Linked DNA regions of Homo sapiens: region 2 is linked to region 1. Evidence: read pairs that join two places in POLR2A ChIA-PET (ENCODE). Cell type or tissue: GM12878. All regions are shown on one strand. Each heading gives the region's core, and the rest is flanking DNA. Links, peaks and the distances in the headings are about the cores only. Region 1 has its middle 130 kb from the start of CXCR4. Region 2 has its middle 190 kb from the start of CXCR4.

What was found. Peaks named below come from ENCODE experiments on the same cell type or tissue, not always from the same donor. Only the 100,000 strongest peaks of a DNase experiment are listed, where the experiment ranks them.
Region 2: POLR2A ChIA-PET joins it to region 1 with 8 read pairs; 3 of 35 experiments call an interaction of 5 or more read pairs at or near these places.

Annotation. Positions count from the first base shown.
Region 1 is chr2:136,243,895-136,249,271 of GRCh38, forward strand. No RefSeq gene overlaps it. Among named protein-coding and RNA genes, the nearest start is that of CXCR4, 130 kb to the left of the region's middle. RefSeq lists enhancers at 1-282, 283-783. In GM12878, for the core only: no CTCF peak of the experiment used is centred there; a DNase peak (open chromatin) is centred at 2,467.
Region 2 is chr2:136,307,849-136,313,225 of GRCh38, forward strand. No RefSeq gene overlaps it. Among named protein-coding and RNA genes, the nearest start is that of CXCR4, 190 kb to the left of the region's middle. In GM12878, for the core only: no CTCF peak of the experiment used is centred there; DNase peaks (open chromatin) are centred at 2,353 and 3,457.

The sequences.
Region 1 (5,377 bases), core at 81-5,080:
GGAGGTGGACAAGGAATGGCACAATAGGATGAGAGGTTACCTCGGCTTTGCATCCAGCGGGTTCCCTTCAGGCCCTGGGCTGTGAGGAGAAATGGGGTTTGGAAGTGGGGTCTATGGCCTGTCCCTGCAGAGAGAAAGGGGAGCATCGGGGCAGGAGTGTGCCCAGCCCTCTGGGGCGTGTGGAGCTTGCCAAAGACAGACCTTGGCCTGTGCTGAGGAAGAGAGAGGCGGCTGGCACAGAGCAGTCATTCAGACAGCAGTTGACCTCCTGCCAGCTCCAGCGAGGCCCTGAGGACCTCGGTCCTCCCCAGCCGGCCCACTGAGGCCTCAGAGAGAGGCCCATCCATCACGGGGGGCCCCCAGGGAGGGCCGGGGGTGGCTTTCTGTGTCAGTTAAGGGGCTTCATTTTCAGCACAGATCTTGTCAAATTCAAGCTGTCAACCGCACAGACCCTGAAAGCCTGTCACAGACCCCTGGGGACAGGCGTGTGGTGCATGACCTTGAGGGGACTCTGCTGAGTGTGGGACTGTGGTGATAAGAGGGACAAATGAGAGGAAGCCACCTGGGCCAATTGCATTATGCTTGTCCACACCACCCCTTTGTGCTTGTCCTTGAGGGACGTTGGGGCAGCTGCACTGAATATATTTCCTCCTTCCCTCTCCTTGGTTCCCCCTCTCCCTTTCTGCCATCTCTTACAAGGCACAGGGAAGGAGGCAGTGCACTCAGGTTAAGGACAGACTGGCTCTGCTGCCTAGAAGCTGTGTGACCTTGGGCAAGTGACTTAACCTCTCTGAATCTTTTCCCTCAGGTTGTGATGAAGATTGTATGAGGTGATACATTGCTAAGAACAGGCGGCATATTGTAACTGCTCCAGGGTTATTCACTATTGTTATCATTTTCATGGAGGTAAGGCACAAACAGTTTGGATTCCTTGCTGGTGTTCCCTCATCTCCTTAGCATTTCAAGCTGCACACTTCAACTCTACGTGACCTCACAACATCCCAGTGCCCATTTAAAGGTGAATAAATGGGCAGGCATGGTGGCTCATGCCTGTAATCCCAGCACTTTGGGAGGCCAAGGTGGGTGAATCACTTGAGGTCAGGAGTTCGAGACCAGCCTGGCCAACATGGCGAAACCCCATCTCTACTAACAATACAAAAATTAGCTGGGTGTGGCAGCACATGCCTGTAGTCCCAGCTACTCAGGAGGCTGAGGCAGGAGAATCACTTGAACCTGGGAGGCGGAGGTTGCAGTGAGTCCGGATGGGGCCACTACACTCCAGCCTGGGTGACAGAGTGAGATGTCTGTCTCAAAAAAACAAAAACAAACAAACAAAAAAACAAACAAAAAAATATTAAAGATGAGTAAATAGAGGCCGAGCTGGGATTGAAGGCCAGGACTCCCACTAAATTCCCATTTTGGTCTTCAGATGGGTTCCTGAGGAACTAGATAGCCCTGCCAGCCCTGTGTGTGGGTGCAGCCATTCAAGTTCTCTTCTGAGGGGACAGGCCGGGCTCTGGGCAGGGCATTCTTCTGTCATGTCAGGGAGGCGGGAGCTGCTCTGACTGGTGGGCTTCCCGCCGTCCGCTCTGGGGCAGGGAATATCTCAGCTGGGGCTGTGAGGAGCTTATATCTGGTTATTGGGTGAAGGTTGAAATCACGTTAGCTGAAAGTGGCCATCGGGGCAGGCCTGAGACATGAAGAAGACTGAGAGCAGACGGGAGCTCTGAGGAATGAGAACGCCAGGGAGGCTGGGGAAGCAACAGCAAGACTGACAAAACGGGGAGCTGCCCAGGACCACTGCTGGGCGTGCCCTGATGTCTGTGAGGAGACTGTTTTGGACCTCCTGCGGGGGCCAGTTTAAAGGGCCCAAAATGTTCTAGAAGGCTCCTCTGAGGAAAGCCAGAGTTCTCTCACTTTGCACCTGTGTTGAGTCCTGGCTGCTGGGACTGGCCCCAAGCCTCCTCCTCCTCCTCCTCAGGAGGAAACATTGCTGGTTGGAGGGGAGATCTAGGCAGAAACAGTAGGAACCTACTGCCACCCCCCCCACCCCCCCCCGCTACCACCCCGGCCCTGGCTGGCTCCTCACTTGCACTGATCAAGCACCTGCTGGGTTAGGGGGTTACAAAAAGTTGTGGGACAGGGCTGTTGGTTTGGCCTCTCATCTTCGTGGGAGGATCCTTACCCCTGGCCAAGGCAAGGGGCTCACACAGCCTCTCAGGAGGACTGTGGCCAAAGGACAAAACCAAACTCCTCCCCCGATATCAGGCTGTGAGCCAAAGGAGCCTTGAACTGTGGCAATGGCAACTACCACCCAGAAGCAGTGCTGGTGGGGGGTGGGGGAGGGAGAGGCAGAGGGAAGCCGGTGGTGGTCTGACAGGCAGCGGGGCAGACAGGGGTTATTGAAGGGCATGGCCTGCCTCCACGATTACTCAAAAGCAAGCTGCACTTCTTACTGGCCCTTTAAGAACGGCGCCTACGTGATGAAATGCCAGGGCTGAGTGGAAGCCCAGAGAGTGTGACCAGAAGCCACTCCCTCTGTGCTGAGAGTCACGCAATCTATGGTCCATGCCCGCGAGTGACTGGGAGCTTGTTTGTGTGGGGGGCTGTTCCCGCAGCTGGAAGCCCCAGGTAATCCCAACCCCCTGCAACTCACAGATGATACTAAACTAAACAGCCCTGGCTGCCTCTGCCTCGGACCCCATGTTCTCTTTCCCTCTTCCTAGGTGTCAAAGGGCTTAGACTAGACGCGTGTTTCCCCAAATGCGCTTTTGGGTACCACTGGCAAAACACAAACCAAATTTAGGTAGTGGATGGACAGGCTATTTTATATATTTATTTTAATGCTTATTAGAAAAAATTTAACTGGCACATCAAACTTATGATTTCATGGTTATTGGTACCTGGGATAAGACTAAGTTTAGTTAGGTAAAAAAGGTAAGTCAAATTTAAAGAAAAAACAATCAGGTAAATATTAGTATGGTCAACACTGTCCACTAGAAATACAATGGGAGACAAAATGGGAGCCACATACATGATTTAAAATTTTCTGTGAGTCACAGGGAATAAAAAATAAGTAGCTGAAAGTGATTTTAATAACAGATGTTTTATTTAACTTAGTATATCAAAAATGCCATTTCTACATGTAATCACTAGAAAAATTATTGAGAGATTTTATTGATTGACTTTTTTTTTTTTTCTGAGGGCCCACTGCAACCTCCGCCTCCCGGGTTCAAGTGATTCTCCTGCCTCAGCCTCCTGAATAGCTGGGATTACAGGCAGGCGCCATCATGCTCGGCTAATTTTTGTGTTTGTAGTAGAGATGGGGTTTCACCATGTTGGCCAGGCTGGTCTTGAACTCCTGAACCACCCACTTTGGCCTCCCAAAGTGCTGAGATTACAGGCATGAGCCACTGCGCCCAGCCCTAATTGACTTTTTCTGGTAATAACTCATCAAAAGCTGGTGTGTGTTTTATGTCACATCTTGATATGGCCCAGGCATATTTCAAGGGCTCATGGCCACGTGTGGCTTGTGGCCACTGTGCTGGAAGTGTGGAGACCTAGGCAGGCAGGGCAACACTGTGAAGGCAGAATATAAATTTAGGCAGCCCAGAGTCTTCCAGCTCTAACATCTGTGCTTCTGCCATATGCTCACTCTCTGCCTCACCCAGAATTGCTCCCTCACTCTCCAAATGGAGACCCAGTTTGCTGCCTACACTCTATGCTTTCTTCACTTACCAAGCAACACACTTCATCAGTTGTCCACGAGAAATTTTATTATGTGGAAAGTTCGTATTGAATGTGTCTGCCAAATCTTTTGCAAGAAATAAGTCAGAGAGAAGCTCCTTTTGAAAGCCAGAGAGAAATATCCCTTGGCTCATCCCTGCTGCTGCCTTAGTCATCAGCCAGTGGCAACGTGCGTGGGTGTGTTCACCAGTGACAGATCGCCTTTCTCTAATTCATCTGGCAGGTGCACTGAGGGGATGGGACAGCTCTTCTTTAAGTCCCTTAGCATCATTTGTTATCAGTCTTTAATATTCATGAGGATCATCTGGGGAGCTTCTTAAAAATGCAAGGGCAATTATAAAATCATTGGATGGGGCATATGATTGTGATTCTGGGAATGTGATTCTGATGTGAATGAAAATTTGAGAACCACTGCCTGAAATGTTTTCCTAAAGTATGAAGGCTGGCGATGGCTTGTTGGAGAACTCCAAATTGGAATTTCATAGGCTTCATCATTTCAGATCTAATCATTAGAAGAGGAAGCCCGGACTGGTTCCACCCCATGGTCATGACTGAACTAATTGGAAACTCTCTTGAATTTGCCACAAAGAACTGAGCACCAATTAAAAATTGCCTTGGAAGAAATACCTACTAAATTCTAGCCAAGCCAGGCATCAGCTCCCTGGGCCCTTAGTGACTATTATTTCCAAAAAGTGTTCTCACTCTGATCCATTTGTTCTCCCTGCCGTTTTATCCCCTGTAATATTCTCTGGAGACCAGTTGCTATTATCTGAATGGAAGCATGAGTCATAAGTGGGAATGAGCTTGTCCTGGATCAGGTTTCCATGTGTGTGCTCAAGTGTGTGTGTGTGTGTGTGCATGTGTGTTACATCACAAGGAAAATCGCTGGTACCTAGAATCATTGAGAAACCCATCCTCCCATTACAGTCTAAGAATGAAGCCCTTGGGACTTAAGGATTCAAGATGGTTGGGTAAAGTGAACTCAACTCATGTTAAGGAGGAGAACAGGAGGAGGATTCTGAGACCCAAAGGCAAGTCCAGGACCCGAGAGAAAACAATGGAAACCTTAAAGTAAAAGGGGAGAGAATTTAGATTTATTAAAGACATACTCTGGACCAGGCATTTAAAATTTGTTACTTTTTAATAACCCTGTAGACTAGATATTTTTGTCCTCTTTAACAGACTAAGATATTGAGGCCCAGAGTGGTAACTTGCCCGATATCAGCCAGATGTAGGTAGGAGAGCTGGGGAAGGCTGATCCCAAAGCTGGTGTTTTTCTCTGAATGCCAAATACTCTCTCAAGATAGTGATTACTCAGCCTATTTCTGGGTTTGCCACTCCTTTTGTGAAAAAAGAATGCAAGATGAAGTATGCTGTGTCTTTGCTGAAGGCAGATCTTGTCACTATGTCCCTGGAGGAAACAGAATCATACTTGCTAGCATCAGTTCCCACGGTGCACTTGTGAATGTGGGGCTCTAGTAGGGATCTTCAGCGTCATTAACCTGGTTTATGTACATTGTACCAGCCAGGGAACCACCAGAGGCAGATGACACACTGAAAGGGATAATGGAGGAGAGGTTTAATGAAAAGACAATCTACAGAGGTGTGGGTAGGGTTTGGGAACCAACAA
Region 2 (5,377 bases), core at 63-5,062, 64 kb after region 1:
ACATAGTAGGTGCTCAACAAAGGTTGGTTTCCTTCCTTGTCACTGTCCTTTCAGATCCCTTGTCAGACCAATCAGGCCTGCGGGCGCAGTCAGGCCAGTTGTTCTCTCATCCTCTTCTCATGCCCATCCTAGTCTCTTGAAACCCTCCTTCAAGACACCATTGCTGCCTCCTCCAGGAAGCTTCTCACTCCCTCCAGCCATAGGAATCTCTTCTTTCTTCACACTCTCTCAGCCACTCCATCAGGCACTCATCCCACTGTAATCACTAGATATTTACTGCTGGAATTCCATCTGCCTTACTGGGGACCAAGCGCCTTGGGAGTATTGATCATGTCATGTTTATCTTTCTAGATCCATAATGCCTAGCCCAGTGCTGAACCCCAAAATGTGTTCAAGAAATCTTTGTTGTATGCCAATCAAAGGGCTGGAAGGAGGAGAGAAGGCAGTTCTGGAAGGGAAGGCACAGCAAGAGCAAAGGCATGGGGACGGGCACACCAGTGTGTCCAGGGAAACAAGGTCAACTTGTAGGAGGGACAGTTTGTGTTAGGACAGTGCCCAACTCGGCAGCTTGGGAGCATCAGGGCCTTTGTCCCTTCTCTACTTGACCACCTCCACCCGCTTCCCTGCTTTTGGGGTTGACTGGATAAACATCTGAGTTTGGTTCACTTAAATTTACTTAACACTCAAGCTGGAAAATCTCTTTCCCACAGAGCTAGTTACATCAGCTCTCTGGAGTCGAGGTGATGATATCTGGGGCACGGTTTTAATGGGGAGGGTCTAGTCTAACAGAAATGCTCTAAAAGAGAGGTTGGCTGTGTCTATCTCTGCCAAGAAGGAAGGAGATTCTGGCTGTCTGAAGTCATACACATCGTGTTTGTTAAGCCCCCAGCAGTGTTCATATTGTAGGCCACTCAATCCTCACTTGTTCATGGAATTAAAACTCAAGAGCAAGGAGCAGAGCTGCCTGAACCTCAGCCAAAGAGTCACATTTCCTCTCCAGAGCCAGGATGCTTTGCAGGGAAAATTCTAAAGTAGCTCTGAGACTACCAGAGTGGGAAAGGGGGAAGAAATGTGGGATGGCAACACTATTTAAATTGAAGCTAAAAGAACTAACTCCAGATGATTAGGTACAGAGGATACTGTTGAGTTGAGCACCACCTTAGCCATACAGAAAGTACTTGGTGATTTTTAATTTCTGTTTGACTTTTTTTTTTTTTCTTGAGACAGAGTCCTGCTCTGTCACCAGGCTGCAGTGCAGTGGCGCAATCTCGGCTCACTGCAACCTCTACCTCCCGGGTTCAAGAGATTCTCCTGCCTCAGCCTCCCGAGTAGCTGGGATTGCAGGCATGCACCACCACGCTCGGCTAATTTTTTATTTTTAGTAGAGATGGGGTTTCACCATGTTGGCTAGGCTGGTCTCGAACTCCTGACCTCAAGTGATCCATTCATCTCGGCCTCCCAAAGTGCTGGGATTACAGGTGTGAGCCACCGTGTCTTTTGTTTGACTTTTCACAGGATCGTGGAATTTTTGGAAGGGACTTTGACAATTATATTCACTGTCCATTCGAGCACACAACTAGTTGGTGTCAGAACTGAACCTTGTGATGACCTTTTCCACTTGCTTTATGCTTTTTACATTTTTAGAGTCTTTTTACTAATATTTGTACTTCTTGCAACCAGTGATATAGGTTGCTATCCCATTTTAAAGATGAGGCCATTGAGGTTCAGAGTCAGAGTCAGCTAAATGGTAAACCTTCTATTGAGAGCTGCTTTCCCTTTTCTTCTTCCCCTCTTGTTTCAACTTATTGCAGGGAATAAAAATGAAATGAGGCTGGGCGCGGTGGCTCACGCCTGTAATCCCAGCACTTTGGGAGGCCGAGGCGGGCGGATCACGAGGTCAGGAGATCGAGACCATCCCGGCTAAAACGGTGAAACCCCGTCTCTACTAAAAATACAAAAAATTAGCCGGGCGTAGTGGCGGGCGCCTGTAGTCCCAGCTACTTGGGAGGCTGAGGCAGGAGAATGGCGTGAACCCGGGAGGCGGAGCTTGCAGTGAGCCGAGATCCCGCCACTGCACTCCAGCCTGGGCGACAGAGTGAGACTCCATCTCAAAAAAAAAAAAAAAAAAAAAAAAAAAAAAAAAAAAAATGAAATGAAATGAGTGCTAGAACTAAGGACAGGTGTCCGCACAGTTGCAGCTTTGGGGCTCTGCTTACGTGACAGAAGGAGAACACTTAGGAGTCCCTGACAACCTTGGTGGGGAGGAATGTCGCCAAGAGCATCACTGATTCATCACCCCACCCTGGAAATCCCCAAGGCTCTGCAGCCCAGGGGACTGCTGTGCATTCCCCAAGAAGTTCCGACTGCAGTTCTCCCGGCAGGGTATGAAAAACCTCAGGCACACTTTTTCAGGCAACCGTTACCAGGCCACAGAAGTTCCCTAAGACACTTGGTTAACCTTCGTCAAATCTGTTCTGACTGTGTGGGTGGCTGGGTTTCATCAAGAGAGTGCTGAAAGCAGCAACCTGGAAGGTCGGAATCTGGACCCAGGAGATCCTCGGGTCTCTGCCCCCTCTCCTCCTTTCTTTGCGACTCCCCCTTTCTGAAATGTAAACCCTGACAAAATACTTACATATTACACATGCTCCTTTATTTGCAAGCTTTGCCAGGATTTATGAGATATTTTCTCTAAATGTGTGTTAAGCTCTAGGTTCTAAAATCCAGCAGAGTTATATGTGAGGGGAAATCCACTGTGGGATCTTTCAGTTCTTAAAACACACACTAAGAGATGCCGTGCTCACTGGGCATTGCCAATGGGTTCAGTCACATTTTGGAATGATTTCTGCAATTAGTACTAAAATGAAGGAGGACAGATTCTAGTTTTGAAAATTAAGGCAGGAGAAGCTTGGATAAGAAATCTTTACTTGCTTTTATTTCTCATTTATCATCAAGTCCCAGCTTTCCCAGGAAGTTATTGAACCTTGCTGGTTTCACTAACTTAAAAAAAAAAAAGCTGCTCTTCTTTTGCCCACAGAGTGAGCTGCTGGTAGCTGAGATCGGGGTCGCCAGCATGGTGACTTTCAGAGACTAGCCAGATTGGTTCATAAACAGATTCCCTGAGTGGCGAGGGCAGAGGTGAGGACAGACAATGAAGATGGGGAGTGTAAGCGCGAAGCCGGAACATCTCTTGGAGACAGCAATGGGTAACAGGGAAGCAACACATCTGACTTGGTGTTTAAGAAAGGTTAAGCAATGATGCTACTCGTATCAGACTATTAGTCCCTAGAGAAGACCTCAAGAGATGCACGTTTAAAGTTTCCATAAACCCCAGATGATAAATCTTCTTGTCTTTCTTCCCAACTTTCAAAAATGGCGCTTATTACTCAAGAAAAACCACAACGCTTTGAGCTGGCACTAGTTAGCTCAATTGAAGGTCAGATTTTGCATAGAAGATTCAGAGACAGGAAATTTATTGGCGTAAAAGCCATCAAGAGGGTATTGAAACAATACCATCCTTTCCACAATCTTCACACCAAGATGTGCTGTGTCATCTGTGGGTGTCTTTCTGGATGATTTGCTTGTAAAAATGACTACAGCACCTCTGCATTGCCAGGGAGACTCTGTTGTGAAATTCCATGGAATGAAAGAAAAGGGGAAATTTTGCTGTGTAGCCTGGAGTCCATTCTCAGTTAGGAAGGAGGAGGAGGAAGCTGCTGGTCTGATGGATGAGTCTGTACTGTGACCTCCACAGTTAAACAAAATAAAGTACTGGTTTCTTCTCTCATTAGGAGTGGTGTCAAAGCTGTCCGAAAGAAAACACTGCTATCCTTCCACGCACTTTAGTAAACAGATCTTTGGGACAACATCTTCACAATGTGCTTTTTACAATTTATGCCCTTAAAGCATCATTCATTTCTGACAAGTCAGCCAGGTTGGCCTGTTACATTTTAAACTTTTAGATTTTCATAATACTTTTATAAATGAATATACTCCCAACTGGCTATTACTCCTGGGAAAACTAGGAAGTGATCTGAAAAAGATGATAATTTATGATAATATAAGGCAAGACCAATTGTTCCTCTTTGGATTAATAGTTCACAGTTGAACTGAAGTCCAGGGACTTGAATTTCTAATCAGTATTATCCCCCTGCAATGTTAAAACTTCCTGGGCCAATTTTGCCATTGATAGAACTTTCATTTAATAAATATTAGACTGCATTTCCTAAGAAAGATTAACTGAAATATATTATTCAACCATTTTACATAAGAATATAACAAACTTAAATTCTTATTTCAGTTTTTTTGGTTTTTAATTATCATGGATACATAATAATTATACTTATGTATGAAGTCGTGTGATATTTTGATCTGCGTAAGGCTTCTTATACTGATGCACCATATTGGCAGGAGTGATTATCATGAAGAACTAGAATTGCTGACACACAGCAAGGATAGGAAGGAGAATGTCTTGAACCAAAACATATGATCTGTAATGACCAAATCAGGGTAATTGGGATATCCATCACTTCAAACATTTATTATTTCTTTGTGTTAGGAGCATTCTAACTCCCCTCTTTTGGCTATTTTGAAACATGCAACAAATTATTGCTAACTATAGTCACTCTATGGTACTACTAAACACCTTCTTCCTTCTATCTAAAACTTAAATTTTAATAATATGTATTAACAGCTATGTTCTCATTTTATATTGATGAGCGTAAGATGCTTTCAAATATATTTTTATATTAAGTCAACATATGTATAAATTAGAACTAATGACATCTTCTTTCTATCAAAAACTTAAATTCTAGTAGTATGTATTAACAGGTATGTTCTGATTTTATATTGAGGGGTCTAACACACTTTCAAAGATATTTTTATATTAAGTCAACATATGTATAAATTAGAATTAATGACATCATTACAAAAATGGTAAGATCAAGGTTTATATAAACAAGACTTATTTAAGAATTTTATGGGCTGGGCATGGTGGCTCAGGCCTGGAATCCCAGCACTTTGGGAGGCCGAGGTGAGTGGATCACCTGAGGTCAGGAGTTTGACACCAGCCTGGCCAACATGGTGAAACCCTGTCTCCACTAAAAATACAAAAATTAGCCAGGTTTGGTGGCACACGCCTGTAATCCCAGCTACTCAGGAGGCTGAGGCAGGAGAATCAGTTGAACCTGGGAGGCAGAGGTTGCAGTGAGCCCAGATTGCACCATTGTACTCCAGCCTGGGCAACAAGAGCTAAACTCTGTCTCAAATTAAAAAAAAAAAAAGAAAAAAAAAAATAGAATTTTATCAATCAAACTGCTACCCCCAGAAATACTACCACTCTGAATTGTACATATTACAAGTTACCCACATTTCATGTTAA